2 separate regions of the Homo sapiens genome follow, and region 2 is linked to region 1. Evidence: chromatin loops called from intact Hi-C (ENCODE). Cell type or tissue: dorsolateral prefrontal cortex. All regions are shown on one strand. Links, peaks and the distances in the headings refer to the core of each region. The heading gives the core; the rest is flanking DNA.

Region 1 (5,373 bases), core at 270-5,269:
AGGTTGCCCATGTGTGTGGACCATCCCTGTGTGAGATAACAGGTTCTAAGAGCATTAAAAACAATCTACAACCTGATTTGGCCCCTGCCTAGAAGATTGAGGGCCCGGGAATCTGTATGTTTGAAGAGTGTCCAGGTGACTCTGAAAAGCATCCAGCCTTCCTCCTGTGTGGGAATGTTGTCAGTAACACACCTAACCAATGCCATTTGGAGTTTTTATGAAACAGTACTTAACATGGCAGAACATGTCACCTTCAGGTAGTTCTATTCTCTTTTCTTCCTGTATGGATGGATGTGTGTGTGTGTGTGTGTGTGTGTGTGTGTGTGTGTGTGTGTGTGTGTAGGGGGATTGGGAGACCTCAGATATACATGAGCTGAATTAATCATGTTCTCCAGTACTTAGTATACCATGCATCCACATAGGATTTATTTCTTTGTTGTATTTATTTTTGTTCTTTTCTGCACTCTCCCCCTGCCCCCTGCAATGAGCCCTCCTCTCATGTATTTTATATCCTTACAGCCTGCCTCTTATGTTATTATATATAAAAGGATCCTTCAAACATATCATATGTAGAGTATGTTTTTTCACTAATGGTATTGTGGCACGGCTGCATTTATCAGACAATTCTTCCTGTGACTCAAGGAAGCACCTGCCTTTCTGAAACATCCTCCTATTTGGTCCTAGCTTTGCCCCTGTGGAACTAAACAGAAAAATTCTACACTCTCTCCCAGCATGTGAATACAATCACTGTGGCCCCTCTTCTTCAGGCTCAACCTACCCCCTCTCCTCTACTTTCCCTCCTAGGATGTGGGAGTTTCCTGGTCCTCCCTGGGATGATCCCACTAGAACCAACCACCCCCACATCTGGATGTTGCACTTCTCTGCACCTAAGCAGTCACCTCTGGTGTGGTTGGAAGTGCTGGGAGAGGAACCCGAGAGGTGGCATGACTGGGCCCTAGGGCAAGACTGTGCAATGACTAAGGTTGAATGGGAAGTGTGGACTTGATTGCTGTAGGCTAGCAAGCCTGTCCCTTTCACCTTTCTTCCTGGTCATCAGGACAGGGGAACTGTAAGCCTTGCTGATGTAGGGGTACCTTCAGGCAGGGCATCTCTGCTGTCACTCTATGTTGGGTTCTTTGAGCTCAGTACTAGAACTCTCATACTCAGAAAGATGGTGGATTCATTCCTTCCTTTGACTTGGATGGAAATTTCCTCAGAATGGATGGCAGGGGTTGCAAACCATGTGCCTGCCTTCCATGCTGAGTGAGCCCAGCCTGGGGAGCTGAGGGCCCTATATGCTCACATCAAATAATCTGTCCTCTTCATCCTCTGTCCCATCTTTATGAGCACATAATGGAGGCCAATATTATACTTTTCTTTTTTGTTGAGGTGAAACATAAACCGTTTTAAAGTGCACAGCTCAAAGCCGGGCGCGATGGCTCACACCTATAATCCCAACACTTTGGGAGGCCGAGCTGGGTGGATCACCTGAGGTCAGGAGTTTGAGACCAGCCTGGGCAACATGGTCAAACTCTGTCTCTACTAAAAATACAAAATTTAGCTGGGTGTGGTGGCACATGCCTGTAATCCCAGCTACTTGGAAGGCTAAGGCACGAGAATCACTTGAACCCAGGAGGTGGAGGCTGCAGTGAGCCGAGATCATGCCACTGCACTCCCGCCTGGGCAACAGAGTGAGATTCTGTCTCAAAAATAAATTAATTAAATTAAGTGCACAATTCAGTAGCATTTGGTCCATTCACAATGTGTGCACCCACAACTCTATCCAGTTCAAAACATTTGCATCTCAAAAGGAAACCTCATACCCATTAACCAGTTTCCCTCCTTCTCCCTTCCCCTCTGCCTCTGGTCACCAAAGACAATCTGTGTTTTGTCTCAGTGTATGTATCTATTCTACAGATAAGACCTAGACATGTCATATCTATGGGATCATTCCCTGTGACCTTTTGTGCATGGTTCTTTCACCGAGCGTGTTTTCAGGATTCATCCATGTTGGAGCATGTCAGTATTGAATTCCTTCCTATGGCTGAGTCATATTCCAGGGTATATACATACTGGAATTTGTTTATCCATTCATTCCTTAGAGGACATGTGGGCTGTGTCCACCCTTTGGCTGTTGTGCATGATGCTGCTGTGAACATTTTGTGTACATGTACTTGTTTGATGCCTGTTTTTAATCCTTTTGCACATATACCTTAGAATTGCAGAGTCATATGGTAATTTTATGTCTAACTTTTTGAGGAACTGCCAAACTATACATTTCTTTTTTAAATAGCAACCTTACTCTGGTACTTTTCCTGTATATACAAAGAGAAAAATGGGTGGAAAATCCCTGGACTAGGAGTCAAGAAACCTGGGTTCTTTTTCTACCTTTGCCACTAACCAGCTAGGTAAACTCAAACCAGTCACTTCCCTTCTCTCGGCTTTTGTTTCTTCATCTGAAAAGAAAGGGGATTGGATGAATCTAGTGTTCTTTAAATTCTTTTCCTCTTGTAAGGTTTTGTTGGAAAAACTGGGTTCCAGAGAGGAAAGAGGGAGAGAATTGCTACACAGCTAAATGTGATTATCTTGAGATTCTTTTTCCACTCTATTGCTAAATAGTGAATTTAAAATATCCCATACAATTGGGCTTTTTTTTCTTGCCAATGTGTATCTGATTTAATGAATAGCTTCTGGCTTCCTAATTCTATCAAGAGTCCCAAAATAAAATATCCGTCTCTTTCCCTTCACTTCCTACTGCTTGGCAGCTCCTAAACCAAACATGGTGGTCGTGGAGCCCGGATGGGAGCCATCCCTGCTGCCCCTGCTGTGCCTTCCTCTATCGCAGGTTCCCTCAGCACTAAGGGTTCAGTTGCCTGATCTGAGTCTGGTCTTTGGAGATGTATAAGCCAAGGAGAGGCATTAGTGGATTCTTTCTGCGACAGTATAAGGACCATCTTAGAGAGTTGGGAAGGTGAACCAAAGACCTCCTGTGATGCCTTCTAGCCAGAGGGTCCCTCCTTGGGAGATTTTCTACTCTCTTAACCCTCTTTCAGCTTGTTGGTTTCCTCTCCAGAGAGCACCGTCTGTGTAGGGGCGGATTTTTTTTGTTCCACTAATGAGTAGCCTTCACAGTATGCCACCCAGGTCCACAGCATGTGCTCTCCTGCGCCGCCTGGTGGTTTTCTGGGGAAACGTGAGGTTTTAAAAAGCACATGATGGTCCAAATGGCTTCTTATTTCATCCATTTAATCATTCGTTCATTTTTTCATCCATCCATATGTCGATCCCTCTCACAGTTTTGAGGATCTGCTATGTTTTAGGTACTATGGTCGATTCTAAGAATAAAACAGTAAACAAGATAGGGTACCTTCCCTTATAAAAAAGCTTTCATTTTCATAGGGGAGATAGACAAGTGGCTTTTGGAATGAATACAAAGTGAAATGTGCCATAATGGGGGAAGTAAAGGGTGTGCAGGAGCACAGATGAAGGACACGTATGTCATACCTGGCAAATACTAACGAGAGAGGGCAGACACAGAGTGTTCTAGACCAGAGCTTAATGGTGCAAAAGTCAGTAAGCAAGACCAAGCATGATGTACCGAGGGAGCTGGTAGAAGAGCAGTCTTGGCTGGAACACAGGATGCAAGGGAGAGATGAGCAGTGAGCTAGCAGAGGGGATGCATTATGCAGGGCCTCTGAGCCATGTCAAGGACACTACCTTTAACTCCCAAGCAGCAGTGAGCTATTGAGAGTTGCACTAGGGGAGTAGCACATTTCTGTTTGCCTTTAGAAATAACAGCTTTGGTTATGAGTGGAGAGTAAATCAGAGGGGCATATCACACTGCATCCCATAAATGCGTACAATTATTATGTGTCAATTAAAAATAATAAAGTAAAAAACAAACCACAGGGGGGAAAAGTGGACCTGGAGAGACCACTTAGGAAGCTGTTGCAGTAACTCTGGCATGAAATGTTGGTGATCAAAACCACGGTGGTGGCAGTGGGAAAGGAGGCAAGTGGAGGAGTCCAGAAATATACACAAAGTTGAGGTTTGGTGCTGGGCCCAGCTTCTGGGAAAGAAACTGCAAAAATGTGAATAAGAATCCTTTAGTTTGCCCCATATCCTGGCACAAGGGAAGTCCCTTGTCCTATTGCAATAATCAGTGACCTGCTTTTTGCTCCAGGTCTCCAGAAGGATGGCCTTGTCTCCCAGGATCTCTCGCCCCCTCAGAGAGCAGGCACTGGAGTCCTGTTCTTATCTTCTGCACCCTCAGTCAGGGTGGATAGGAGATGGTGCATGTGCACAATTGAGAGTGGGCTTCAATTTGCTGCCGAATAAAATAGGAGCAGGAGAATGATGTGTCCATCTGATAGGTAGCTATGAATCTAGGAAAACTGGAGGAATTCTGGAGAAGCCACCTCCTGCCTTCCTCTTTGACTTGCCACCACAGTAGAATAACAAACTGGACCAATTTTTTAAAGTGTATGTTTCAGAACCTCAGGCAATCTTAAAGCACTCTATTTGAGTCTCAGCTGTAGGCCATTCTTGCTCTTCTCTTTCTAGAGGAGGAGAAGAAAGGTTTGTCTCTAAGGATCCATTCTAGGTTCCTTGGACAACCATTTTTAACACCATCCCTGTAAGCCCTGGAATGATTTCTTGTGCTTGAGGATGAACACTGAATCATCATACATGCTGTTTACTCTACCAACCACCTGAAGCCCGCTTCTTCCTGGTCATTGTCTCACCACTGCCGTTATCTATAAAAGGACAATATCAGGGACCACTGTACCTTAGCTGCACAAAATACTTGCAGAAATCATTCATTTTTCTACAAAAATGACAAAAAGTCCTTTGTGCGCCAAGTCTTCACTTATCTAACCCATGATCCCCAGTCCTGCCAATGTCACCCTGCCCCCTTCGTCCTGGGATCAAAGGACATCAGTGCGATCTCATCTCTGTGCCTCTACCGCAAATATGCTCAACCCCAGGCACACTCAGCACATGTGGTTCAGAGAGGCTGTGAGATTGGTGCATTTCTTACCAGATCGGTGCATGGCATCTTCTGGTTGCTGGGCCTGCAGGCCAATAGGCCAATGTTTGTTTTCATGACTGTTCTTTGCAGAGTTGCCCTTCCTTCTCTAACAGTGGTTTTCAGCTGGGAGTTTTGCCCTCCAGGGAACAATTGCCAATGTCTGGAGACATTTCTGATTGGTAGTGGTGAAGGGGGTGGGCTGTACTGGCTTCTATCGGGTAGAGGTCAGAGATGCTGCTAAACATCTTACAATACCCAGGACAGTTCCCCAGGCCAAGAATTGTTCAGTCCCACGTGTCAGTAGTGTTGAGGTTAAGAAACTCTGCTCTATCTAGAACATT
Region 2 (5,373 bases), core at 170-5,169, 110 kb before region 1:
GGGCCCCTCTCTGAAGCCACACTGCCTGAAATTAGCCATGTCTATCCACAGTCTCTGATGTTCAGTTGCTTCTCTGCTCACTGCTCAGCCACTTGTCTCCTTGCCACTCAGCCACTTGTGTTTCTCTGCCAGCTAAAGTCTTTTATGGGCAAGGGATAGGGGCAGGGCAGGCCAAAAAGGCAACATTTGGGAGGAAAAGTGGGGTCAGCTATATCCACTTAGGGCCACAGTTCCAGGCTTAAGGGTGGGGTTTAGCCGGGAGCCCAGCCCTTTTGTATCAGTGGCAGAGTTTCTGTCCTTTGGCACTTGTTATACAATAGGTCGGCGTAAGGGAGTGTTGTGCAGTGGGAGAGGGTACACCCTGGAGACTCTAAGATCTTTGTCCAACTCCCAATTCCACCACTTACCATCTACAGAGTTAGGAAGCAGTCCCTGAGACCATTCTTACTTCTGACCAATTGCAAGCTCAAGCATTCCCAAGACCCCTCTTAGGTCAGTAATTTATTAGAAGGACTCATAGAACTGAGAGCTCATAGGCTCATAATGGTGGTTTATTACAATAAAAGGATACAGATTAGAATTAGCCAAAAGAAGAGACAGGTCAAGCAGAGTCCAGGAGAGTTGCATGTGCAGAGATCGCAGTTATTCTCTCTTGATGAAGCTGAGGACAGTGCTAAAGTCTCCCAGGAACAATGTGTGACACTGCATGCAAAATATTGCTAATCAGGGAAGTTCTTCCAATCCTTAGTGTCCAGGGATTTTATTGGGGCTCAGTCATGTAGTCATGGCTGACCATCCAAGTGGTTGACCTTAGTTTCTAGCCCCTCTGGAGGTTGAGCCGATGCATGCCCAAAGACCCCACCATCCATCATTGTTAGTATAGACTACCTGGTTTTGCCCAAGACCCCCAGGTAGATAAAGATACTCTTATCAGGTGAGATAACCAAGGACTCAGAGATGACCTCCCAGGAGCCAAGGACAAAAGTCAGATCTCTCTAGGGGCAAAGCTAACACTGTACCACACCCCATCTGTGTGATGCTGTACTCTTATTAACCTCACTGGGCATCTATTTCCTCATCAGTAAATTGGGGACAATGATCCCCACCTCACTGGGGTTTCTGAGGAATGAGTAACATAATATATGCAAAAGGCCTAGTATGTGAAAGGCTTCAACAAAAATTAGGTCCTTCCTAGTAAGCTTAAGGGCCTTTGCTCTTATCTTCTAAACTAGCCCAGGGCATTATTCCCTCTTTCCTCTTCTTCCCACCCTGTCTCCCAATTTGCTTTCCCTTTTCCCCCAGAAAAGGATAATACCTTTATTCCCTGTATGTCATTATTAACTTGCTTTTTAAAAAACAAATGTGTGTGTGTTATCATTGTTATAATTTTTAAAACTGTGCTATTGCATGGATTATTACAATGGATGTAATCATTGTCCTCTTGAGCCGCACTGAGTATCCTTGTGCATACACATCTTTGTGGATTGGGCCAGTGATTCTGCAGGCTGGATTCTTTGAGGTGGCATTGATGGGTCAAGGGTGTCATTAAAGTCTTGATGGTACTGCTGTATTGCTCTCCCAAAAAGGCCATACCAAGTTAAACCTCCACCAATGATGCACGAATCTGCCAGTTTCCCCACACTTCCTAGGGACCAGTGTGGAAGAGGATGGCTTCAAGTGCCCGAGACTCATACCTGGGGCTTTCTCTTGGTCTGAGCCCAGGATGAGGCAGGGCTTATGGAATTTCATTGGGAGGAATGAAACACTAGGGAATGTGAAAATCCTGTGACTTGCCATTCACCATGACAGAGGACACAGTGAGTGAGGTTTCAGGTCTGGGTTGAAAGTCCATGCTTGCTGAGGGTTCCAGCCAGAACTAGAGGTGCAAACCCAGGGAAGAAAAAGAAGCAGGAAGGCCAGATAAATGTCAGGAAAGAAAAAGAGCAACCACTTTCTGCCCTCGGTCCTGAGTGAGTCTGTTCCTGACACAGCAGCAGAACAGCCTGCAAGGTGCGTAGGCTCTTCTTAGTCCCCAGAGTCCATCACCAGCAGGGGGTGCCTCTCCCTCCATCAGGACTTGCCTGCAGCTCTGGGACACCACCGAGGCCAAGGAAACACCTTCACCCTCAGGGCCTCTGGGGGTCACCATGCTCCCTTTAGGCCCACACTTAATTTCTTTATACTAAGGCCATGAAACTTGAGTCCCAGTTCAGTTTCAACCACCAAACCACTGTGTGGGGTCCATCTCTCTAGACCTTCGTGTATTTGCTGTTTAAAAGTAATGAAGAAAGGGGAGGGAAGGCTGAACAATAATTAACATTTGTAAAGAACAGTTTGGTTCAGTACCTTATCTCATTGATGCTCACTCTATGCCCATTTTACAGATGGGAAAAAGAAGACTTAGAGAGGTTAAGTGAACTGCCCAAGTTTACCCTGCTGGTAAGCCAGGACTTTCTTGGCAAATCCTGTGATCCTTCAACTTGACCATATTAGAAGATTCTAGTATTGGTGAAATCTAAAACTTGTAGGGCCCATCTTAAAATAGCAAAGTAGTTTTAACTAGGCACTGTCAGATGCATCTGGGCTTTGAATTATTACTTGGGCAGGTTCCTTGAACTTTGGTGTTCTCATCCAGAATAAAAGACAGTGGTGCCAGGGTAGGAGCTATGAGCACAGAGAAAGTAGCCCTTGAATGGGGCCACAGAGGGATGCTGCAGGGGACTGTAGTTTTGGATGAGGAGCTGAACTAGAAGCTTCCAAGTGCTCTTCCAAGACAAAGATTCTATGATTCCCTAACTGGGATCTTTCCACTGTTTCAGGTGATAATTCTGAGCTCAGATCCTGTGCACAGAACCTAATGCAGTCTTCGTGTCAGAGCTAGAAGAGACCTTGGGCGACCACCCAATCAACTTTTCATGGTTCAGTTGTGGAAACTGATGTCCACAGATAAATGTCTTGCTATCATGTCAGATAGTTCTCCAGCCACGACTGAGGCCTGAGTCCCCCTAGGGCAGAGGAAATCTCCCATTTCTAAAAGAAAGCCCCGCACTGTTCATAGCAGTCACAACCTCTCTCACATCCCTGAATCAGGATCCAACGACTTGCCAATCAACAAATGTTGCTGGAGAGTTTACCACAAACAAGTCTCTGTGCTAGGCCCTGAGAACACAAGCTGTCCGGCAACTTCCTGCTCCCTAAAGTCACAGTCTATGGTGGAGGTGCAAACAAGCGATCCTGTTGGGGCTTCAGGGTACTTCCTCCTGTGTGCTTTGCACGTAGTAGGTGCTCAGCGAACGGAAACGGGGAGACTAGTTATCACTCTCCAGGCAAGCCCGCAAAGAGGCCTCAGGTGAAAAGAGAAAGGAGGATTTTTTTTTCCGGCCCTGGCTCTGCGCACCGCTCCCCAGCGCGCCAGGCGGGGCTGCGTCCGGAGCATCCTTCCCTCCGCCTCTGTCCTGGTCCCCGCTCAGCGGCCGCTAGGAGCGCGAAGGGAGGGGCGCGGGGGCGCGCACGCAGGGTGTCGGGGGCGCGCCGGCCGCCCGGGGACGCGCACGGGCTGGTCTCTGCCCTAATGCGGCGGCTGGCGGCGAGAGGCGCTGCAGGGGACGCGGGGGAAGTGGCGGCGCCGGCAGCGGACAGCTCGGACAGCGCCCAGGGCCGGAGCCCGAGCCCTTGGAGGTAGGCGAGCGCGAACACCGGAGAGATGGGGGTAGAGAGTCATGGAAACCCACCTAGCGACACCCCCTTGTTCCCGCCCTCGTCTGTCTCCATCCCCTGACCTGCCCCCTCCCCCTCCGTCCACATTCCCATCCCTTCCCCTCTCCACACTGTCACCTGCCCCGAATCCATCCGATTCTGTTCGTATGCCCACCCCGTCCCCGTCCAGCTCCCAGCCCCCTGCCCACCCCAACACCCTTTCTATCTCGTTGGCCGCGTCCCCTCCCCCTTCCCGCATCCTCAACCCTTTCCCTTTCCTCTCTGTCCCCGCCTCATCCGTGAGCCCTGCCTGCCCTTGTACTTCTGTTTACCTCGACACCCCACTTTGGATGACCCCATGCCTCCTGTATTTCCTACCGCACACATCAGCCCCTTCTTGCCTCCCCTATTCTCTTCCCCATCTCATGCCCCTACCAGTTGGTGTCCTGTCTCTCCATTTGCTCCCTCAGTTTCTGTCCTCCCCTGGTTCCCCCTTGCACGCCCTGTCCCAGCCCCTTCCCAGCTGCCTCTTGGTGTCCTCCTGCATCACAGTCCCTCTCAAGAACCCCGCCTTCTCCCCCCTTTGGCTGTTAGCTGGCCTGACACCCGTCACCTTCCCTAGCTGCCCTTCCTGGTGCTGTGTGGAGCCATACAGCCTGTACCCAGCCCTCCCTCAGTGGCCTCTGGACCCCCCTTCCCTGGGTGGGGATCTTGGTTGTGGAATATAACCCCTTTCTGCATGTTCGATCCTATTTGTGGCTTGGGGAAGAATGCTGGGGGTTAGTAGGCCTCTCTCTTATGTTCCTCTCCAGCCATGCAGCCACTCTACTCCTCTAGCTGTTCAGGTTTGTTTCCTAGATGGATTGGGGGAGGGGGTGCTAGGCATTGGGAAACTAGGATGGGGAAGGGGCAGGGTCCAGGGGAATGACTGAGCAGACTCCTCCTGGGGCTTGGCCTGAGCCCTGATGTAAAGGCCTGGATGAGGAGCCCTGCTGGAGGGCTGGATAATTTTGGATTTTAGAAAAGATTCTGCTTCAGCCTCCAAGTCAGCACTTTGGCATCTGGAGCTGTCATGAGTGTGGCCCATGGGCTGGGCCAAGAGTGGGCAGAGTGCTGAATCACCTAGAATCTGGTCCCCATGGCAGCCCCCATCCTGTCCTGAGCCAGGTTCTGCTCCTGACTCCTTCCTTGGCATTTTGGCATGGGGTGTGTGTGTGTGTGTGTGTGTGTGTGTGTGTGTGTGTGTTGAGCAGAGATGCCTCATCCCTCAGTGTGGGGGAGAGGACAACAATACCCCTTTTCTGCCTGCCTGTGTCCCTGGCATGAGGGCCTAGTGCGTCTCATCTACCCTTGGAAATGTGCTGGGCCCTGCTGGGCCTCAGTCAAATCTCCAGCAAGGCAAGGGCAAGCCACAGGGCTTTGAGACCTGGTTGGACAGGAGTTTAATTGTTTGTGTGGAGCCAAAGCCAGCCTCAGAGCCCACAGAACTTAAAGCAATAGGAGAATAGCCCAGGGAAAATGTGTGTGAAGAGTGGAAGCCTCTGGGGATAGGGGCCATACCAGCTGTGAGGTGGGGGCAGTGGAGGAAGGCAGGCAGAGATCTATCCTCCTTCTGGTTTGGGGATGATTGGATGTGGTGGAATTGCATTGCAGGAAGAATTGAAGGAGATGGGGGCC

The links. Hi-C counts contacts between places; a loop is a spot of excess contacts. Peaks named below come from ENCODE experiments on the same cell type or tissue, not always from the same donor. Only the 100,000 strongest peaks of a DNase experiment are listed, where the experiment ranks them.
Region 2: it touches region 1 in a loop (4-fold over the local background); 44 of 110 quality-filtered maps call a loop at or near these places.

The regions. Positions count from the first base shown.
Region 1 is chr1:204,938,747-204,944,119 of GRCh38, forward strand. All of the region lies in intron 2 of NFASC (neurofascin), which reads left to right. Among named protein-coding and RNA genes, the nearest start is that of CNTN2, 100 kb to the right of the region's middle. RefSeq lists a silencer at 3,090-3,189. In dorsolateral prefrontal cortex, for the core only: CTCF peaks have their summits at 3,174 (motif pointing left) and 3,376; a DNase peak (open chromatin) is centred at 3,155; H3K27ac peaks cover 4,718 bases.
Region 2 is chr1:204,825,105-204,830,477 of GRCh38, forward strand. It overlaps NFASC (neurofascin), which reads left to right and starts at 3,548. Exons shown (of 30, transcript NM_001005388.3): 1 at 3,548-3,678. In dorsolateral prefrontal cortex, for the core only: CTCF peaks have their summits at 2,068 (motif pointing right) and 3,470; DNase peaks (open chromatin) are centred at 2,057, 3,517, 4,257 and 4,917; H3K4me3 peaks cover 2,272 bases; H3K27ac peaks cover 2,577 bases.